Regions from separate parts of the Homo sapiens genome. Here region 2 is linked to region 1. The links are chromatin loops, found by intact Hi-C in ENCODE. Cell type or tissue: HCT116. All regions are shown on one strand. Region 1 overlaps ZBTB45 (zinc finger and BTB domain containing 45). Region 2 overlaps ZSCAN22 (zinc finger and SCAN domain containing 22).

Region 1 (2,500 bases):
CACTATTGTGCTGAAGAGGAGAGGGGCAAAGAGTGGCTGCTCTCTCCGCTGGATGCAGGGGCCTGGGACACTGGCTGGCCAGTAGGGGTGGTGTCCCCAACCGCCCAGCAGTCAGCCCCAGGATCCCACCCCTCACTGTTTCCTGCCCCCAACACGGCCATCGGAGCCCTCCCTGAACTTTGCCCCCAGCACCAAGGGCAGATATATGGGGGCTTATATACCCTCAGTGCAACCTGGCCCCAAAGATCCCCCTGGGCTCCCCACAAGTAAGGTGCTCAGCCATGTCCATCAAGGTCGGGGAGGGGAAGTCTTAAGTCCAAAAGACCCTTAGAGCCTGACTGGAAGATCTATGGGAGGGGCCTTAAAGGTCGTGGACAGCAGCAACCAGGAGTATGATGGGGCTTTCACGTGGCCTCCCTCTCGGAGACCCACCTCAGATGTGGCCTGCCTATCCTACTCCCCACAGGACTGAGGGATCCAAGAGAACCAAGTGCTGGTTATATATGCAGCCCACCTTAGCCCCTACAGAATAGAGGTCCTAGATGGCAAAGTGGACCATCCTGTTCCTGCCCAGGACAGCCTGTGGGCCGCATGGATGCCACCCAAGAACAGGGACGCTGAACCCTGACACTCACATCTTGTCTATGAGGGCAAGGCACGCACTGATCCAGGTGCTCACAGCTTCGTGGTTTAGGCCCCATGGCCTACAGTCCTTTATTAGAGCGAGAGTCCCGAGGCCCAGCCCCCATATATGATGGGTCCACTTGAGTCTCCTTAGGCGCCCCATGAGGGAGTAACAGCTTGGGTAGAGAGCTAGGGACCTTGCCCAGCCTGACCCTGGGGCAGGCAAGCGGCCCCCCAGCCCCCACCACCACCCCAGGAGAGGGCGGGGTGAGAACCGGAGTCAAATCTTGGGCCGGGTCCAAGCGCCTGAGCGCCCGGTTTACGCAGGAAATAGTCCAGTTCTCAGAAGTGGTCTAACCAGCCCCAGCCCCAGCCCGGCACCACCTGGAGGGTTCAAGTACATGGAGGAGAGGAGTAAGGCGGACTTAGGCCCTGGTATGGAGAAAGGGTGAAGGGAGAGAGAGGACCTGCGCTCAGGAGGGAGCGTGGTCTAGTGGCGGGAACCACGGGTCCCGCAGCGGGCGTGGCCGACTGTGCGGGAGGCCCCGGATCCACCGTGGGCGAGGCCAGGCCCCAGCGCCATCAGGGCGCAGGGTGCGCCGCCAGGTGGCGCTCCAGCAGCGCGCGGTGCGAGAAGACCTTGCCGCAGGCGGGGCAGGGCGCGCGCTCGGGCCGGTGAGTGCGCATGTGCACGTTGAGCGAGCTCTTCTGCGTGAAGCGCTTGGCGCAGACGGCGCACTGGAAGGCGCGCACGCCGGTGTGCGTGACCATGTGTTTGAGCAGGTAGTCGCGTAGAGAGAAGGATCGCCAGCACACGGCGCACTGGTGCGGCTTCTCCCCTGCGGAAGACAGGGCGGGCCGCGAACGCAAGTCAGACTCTACAGCTCCCCGCCCCCACCCCACCCCACCCCCACCTGGGCTCCTGGACCTAGCAGGGGCTCCCCTCCCCTCCCGAACCACCACCCCGGGATCCCTTGCCTATCAGAGAACCCTCCCCTCACTATGGGATCTTCCTGCCCAGCAGGGACACCCCCTCCTCTCCAGGACCTCCCTTCACGTTGGGACTTTCCTGCCCAACAGGGATCCTCATACACTGTGAGGTACCCCTCTCCCATCCCTTCCTGGCAGGGACCCCCTTTCTGTTATCCTGGGATATCACTGTGACAGGGCACCCCTAAATCCAGCAAGCACCCTGTCTGCAAGGAACCCAGCCTGTCTGGAACATCTGTTGGCCATCTGGACTGCCCACTGGGATCTCCCTCTACCCTCAGGTACCCTCCCCCTCAACCCCTACCCACCCGGCACAGGGAGACACTGGGTCCTGGCCCCCCTCGCCTATGCCCATAGAGTCCCCTAAACTCAGTCTGACAAGGCCAGTGCCCTTTCATAAGGAGGGACCTGGGCACATCTGCCACCTTCCTGCAGGAAGCCCCAGTTGCCCAGAACCCCTGCCCGCTGGCCACTATAATGTCCTTGGTGTGATAGAGAGAGCTCCTCATTCTGGGTTAGGGGAGGGGAGGCAGTCTGAGTCCACCCCTAGATTCATCAGATGTTAACAAAATGCCTGTCTCAGCCAGGCGTGGTGGCTCACACCTGTAATCCCAGCACTTTGGGAGGCCAAGGCAGGCAGATCGCTTGAGGCCAGGAGTTCGAGACCAACGTGGTGAAACCCCATCTCTACTAAAAATACAAAAAATAGCCGGGTGTGGTGGTGCACGCCTGTAATCCCAGCTACTTGGGAGACTGAGGCACAAGAATCACTTGAACCCAGGAGGCAGAGGTTGCAGTGAGCCGAGATCACACCACTGCACTCCAGCCTGGGCAACAGAGGGAGACTCGGTCTCAAAAAAAATTAAAAAAAAAAAAACCCTATCTC
Region 2 (2,500 bases), 190 kb before region 1:
TGACTAAGATTATGAATGACTGTGATCAGAATAATACTGTGTGATGGAAATGCTGCGAGGGCCTGTGTTTATTTTTGAGACGGAGTCTTGCTCTGTTGCCCAGGCTGGAGTGCAGTGGCGCAATCTCGGCTCACTGCAACCTCCATCTCCCGGGTTCAAGCGATTATCCTGCGTCAGCCTCCCGAGTAGCTGGGATTACAGGCACCGGCCACCACACTTGGCTAATTTTTGTATTTTTGGTAGAGACGGGCTTTCACCATGTTGGTTAGGCTGGCCCGGAACTCCTGACCTCAGGTGATCCACCTGCCTAGGCCTCCCAAAGTGCTGGGATTATAGGCATGAGCCACCATGCCTGGCCAGGCCTGTGTTTATTTGACTGATTATAGGTGACATTGAGATATTTCCTGTGTCTGGGTATTTTGAAGGCTGTGGCTGACAGACTGTACCTGAGATAATATGTGTTAATATCTGATTGACTGAGATTTTTATCAGGGAGACTAAAACTTGGGTGATCCACAAACAGTTTACCAAGCATATGAGAGAGGATTTGTGCTTTGCCATGTCTGCAGCTGAAACTGAGTGACTAGTGGTCATTCAGCTGGGCTTATGGATATGTCCCCCAGTGTTTGCTTACGTGTAGCAGGGGGCTATGGTATCCATACATCTACTGCATGTTTACTGTGCACCAGGCCTGTGCTGGACACTTATAATAAATCACCTCACATAATCTCATAGCAACCCTCTGAGGTAGGTACCATTATCAGGCTTGGTATAATCCATGTGTGAGAAATGAAAAGAACCACCCTCCTTGGTTGGTAAAGCAGCTGTGGATGGGGAACCTCAACCTGATAGGAGTTGAGGTTGGCTGAGGAGGCTGAGGAAGTTTCACATACATGTATTTCAGAGACCGTCATGAGGGATTTCTCCAGAACAGGTGTTCCAGGGGTGCAAAAGAGAACTTGGAAGCTGTTGCAGCATCTATTGTCATCCCTGCCACCCTTGCTCCTCCTTCCCCTCATGATTCCCTACATTCTTGGGTAACCATGCTCAGCCTTTACTGGTCATTCCATTTGCTTAATGCCTGCTTATTGTGAACCTGCTATAGGGCAAGTCCTGTGTGCTGTGGCTCCAGGACAGCCCAGCCTCTCTGAGGAAACAGTACAGAACTAGCAAAGAGTTACCCAGGGCACTCTGGGAAGAGGACTTAGACTAGTACCAGGTATCTGGGATGACACCTGAGGAAAGTGGCAGCTAAGATGAGGCCTAGAGAGCCCAGAGGAATCCGTCAGAGACGGATTTCAGAACTCGAGAGCAGCAGGGGCGACAAGGGGCTTAGAAAGGCCACAAGAGACCCAGGAGAACTTTACAGTGCGGCGAAGGGGCTTAAACGCAGCTTGGCCAGAGGCCACCAGAGGTCACCAGCGGTCACCAAAAGGTTTCAGGATTGGGGTCTTGTTTTAGAGTAACGTTCTCTTCTTCCTGTGCCCAAGGCCATTGCTCTTTCTCAGGCCTCCTGCATCTCTGTCCAGGGTGACTTCCTTGAGCAGAGACTCCAGGCACACTGAGCGTCCTGGCTGACATTGAAGGAAAGGAAAAAGAACTCCAAATACTTAAAACTGTGGGAGTCGTGGATGGGAGAGGGAGAGGCTAAGTCTTTGAGTAAGGAGTAGTATGTGGCCAAAGCAAAGTGTCGAGGTCTCCTAGGAGAGGTTACACTTAATTTAGGGTATTCTTCCTGACTATAAGAGAAAACAAATTCACTGTGGGAAGTAGAGAATGTCAAGAAAAGTAATACAGTAGTCACCCCTCATCTTCAGTTTTGGTGAATATAGTACAATAAAATATTTTGAGAGAGAGAGAAAGACCACATTAATATAGCTTTTATTACAGTGTATTGTTATAATTGTTCTATTTTATTAGTCATTGTTGTTAATTTCTTACTATGCCTAACTTATGAACTTTATCAAGGGTATATAATAAGAAAAAAATATAGAATATATAAGGTTCAGTAATATCCATGGTTTCAGGCATCCACTGGAGGGTCTTGGAACACATCCCCTGCAGATAAGGGGGAACTACCATAGTATAAAATACCTTGGTAAGGATGTAGAGAAATTGGAACCCTCATCCACAACTGGTGGGAATGCAAAATGGTATAGCCAATTTGCAAAACAGCCTGGCAGTTTCTTAAAAAGTTAAGCATTGCCTACATGCGGCCAGGCGCAGTGGCTCATGCCTGTAATCCCAGCAATTTGGGAGGCTGAGGTGGGCGGAACATGAGGTCAGGAGATCGAGACCATCGTGGCTAATACGGTGAAACCCCGTCTCTACTAAAAGTACAAAAAAAAATAGCTGGGTGTGGTGGTGGGTGCCTGTAGTCCCAGCTACTCGGGAGGCTGAGGCAGGAGAATGGCGTGAACCCAGGAGGCAGAGCTTGCAGTGAGCCAAGATTGCGCCACTGCACTCCAGCCTGGGCGACAAAGCAAGACTCCGTCTGGAG

The links. Hi-C counts contacts between places; a loop is a spot of excess contacts. Peaks named below come from ENCODE experiments on the same cell type or tissue, not always from the same donor. Only the 100,000 strongest peaks of a DNase experiment are listed, where the experiment ranks them.
Region 2: a loop joins it to region 1, with 6 times the contacts of the local background. A loop is called at or near these places in 17 of 110 quality-filtered maps.

The regions. Positions count from the first base shown.
Region 1 is chr19:58,512,848-58,515,347 of GRCh38, forward strand. It overlaps ZBTB45 (zinc finger and BTB domain containing 45), which reads right to left. Exons shown (of 3, transcript NM_001316979.2): 3 at 683-1,463. The coding sequence ends at 1,207. Among named protein-coding and RNA genes, the nearest start is that of SLC27A5, 2.1 kb to the left of the region's middle. RefSeq lists silencers at 1,147-1,196, 1,217-1,416, 1,527-1,576. In HCT116, a CTCF peak has its summit at 1,219 (motif pointing right); a DNase peak (open chromatin) is centred at 1,314; H3K4me3 peaks cover 1,904 bases; H3K27ac peaks cover 2,157 bases.
Region 2 is chr19:58,327,793-58,330,292 of GRCh38, forward strand. The region is part of intron 1 of ZSCAN22 (zinc finger and SCAN domain containing 22); the gene reads left to right. Among named protein-coding and RNA genes, the nearest start is that of ZSCAN22, 2.0 kb to the left of the region's middle. In HCT116, a CTCF peak has its summit at 1,375 (motif pointing right); no DNase peak of the experiment used is centred here; H3K4me3 peaks cover 1,007 bases; H3K27ac peaks cover 498 bases.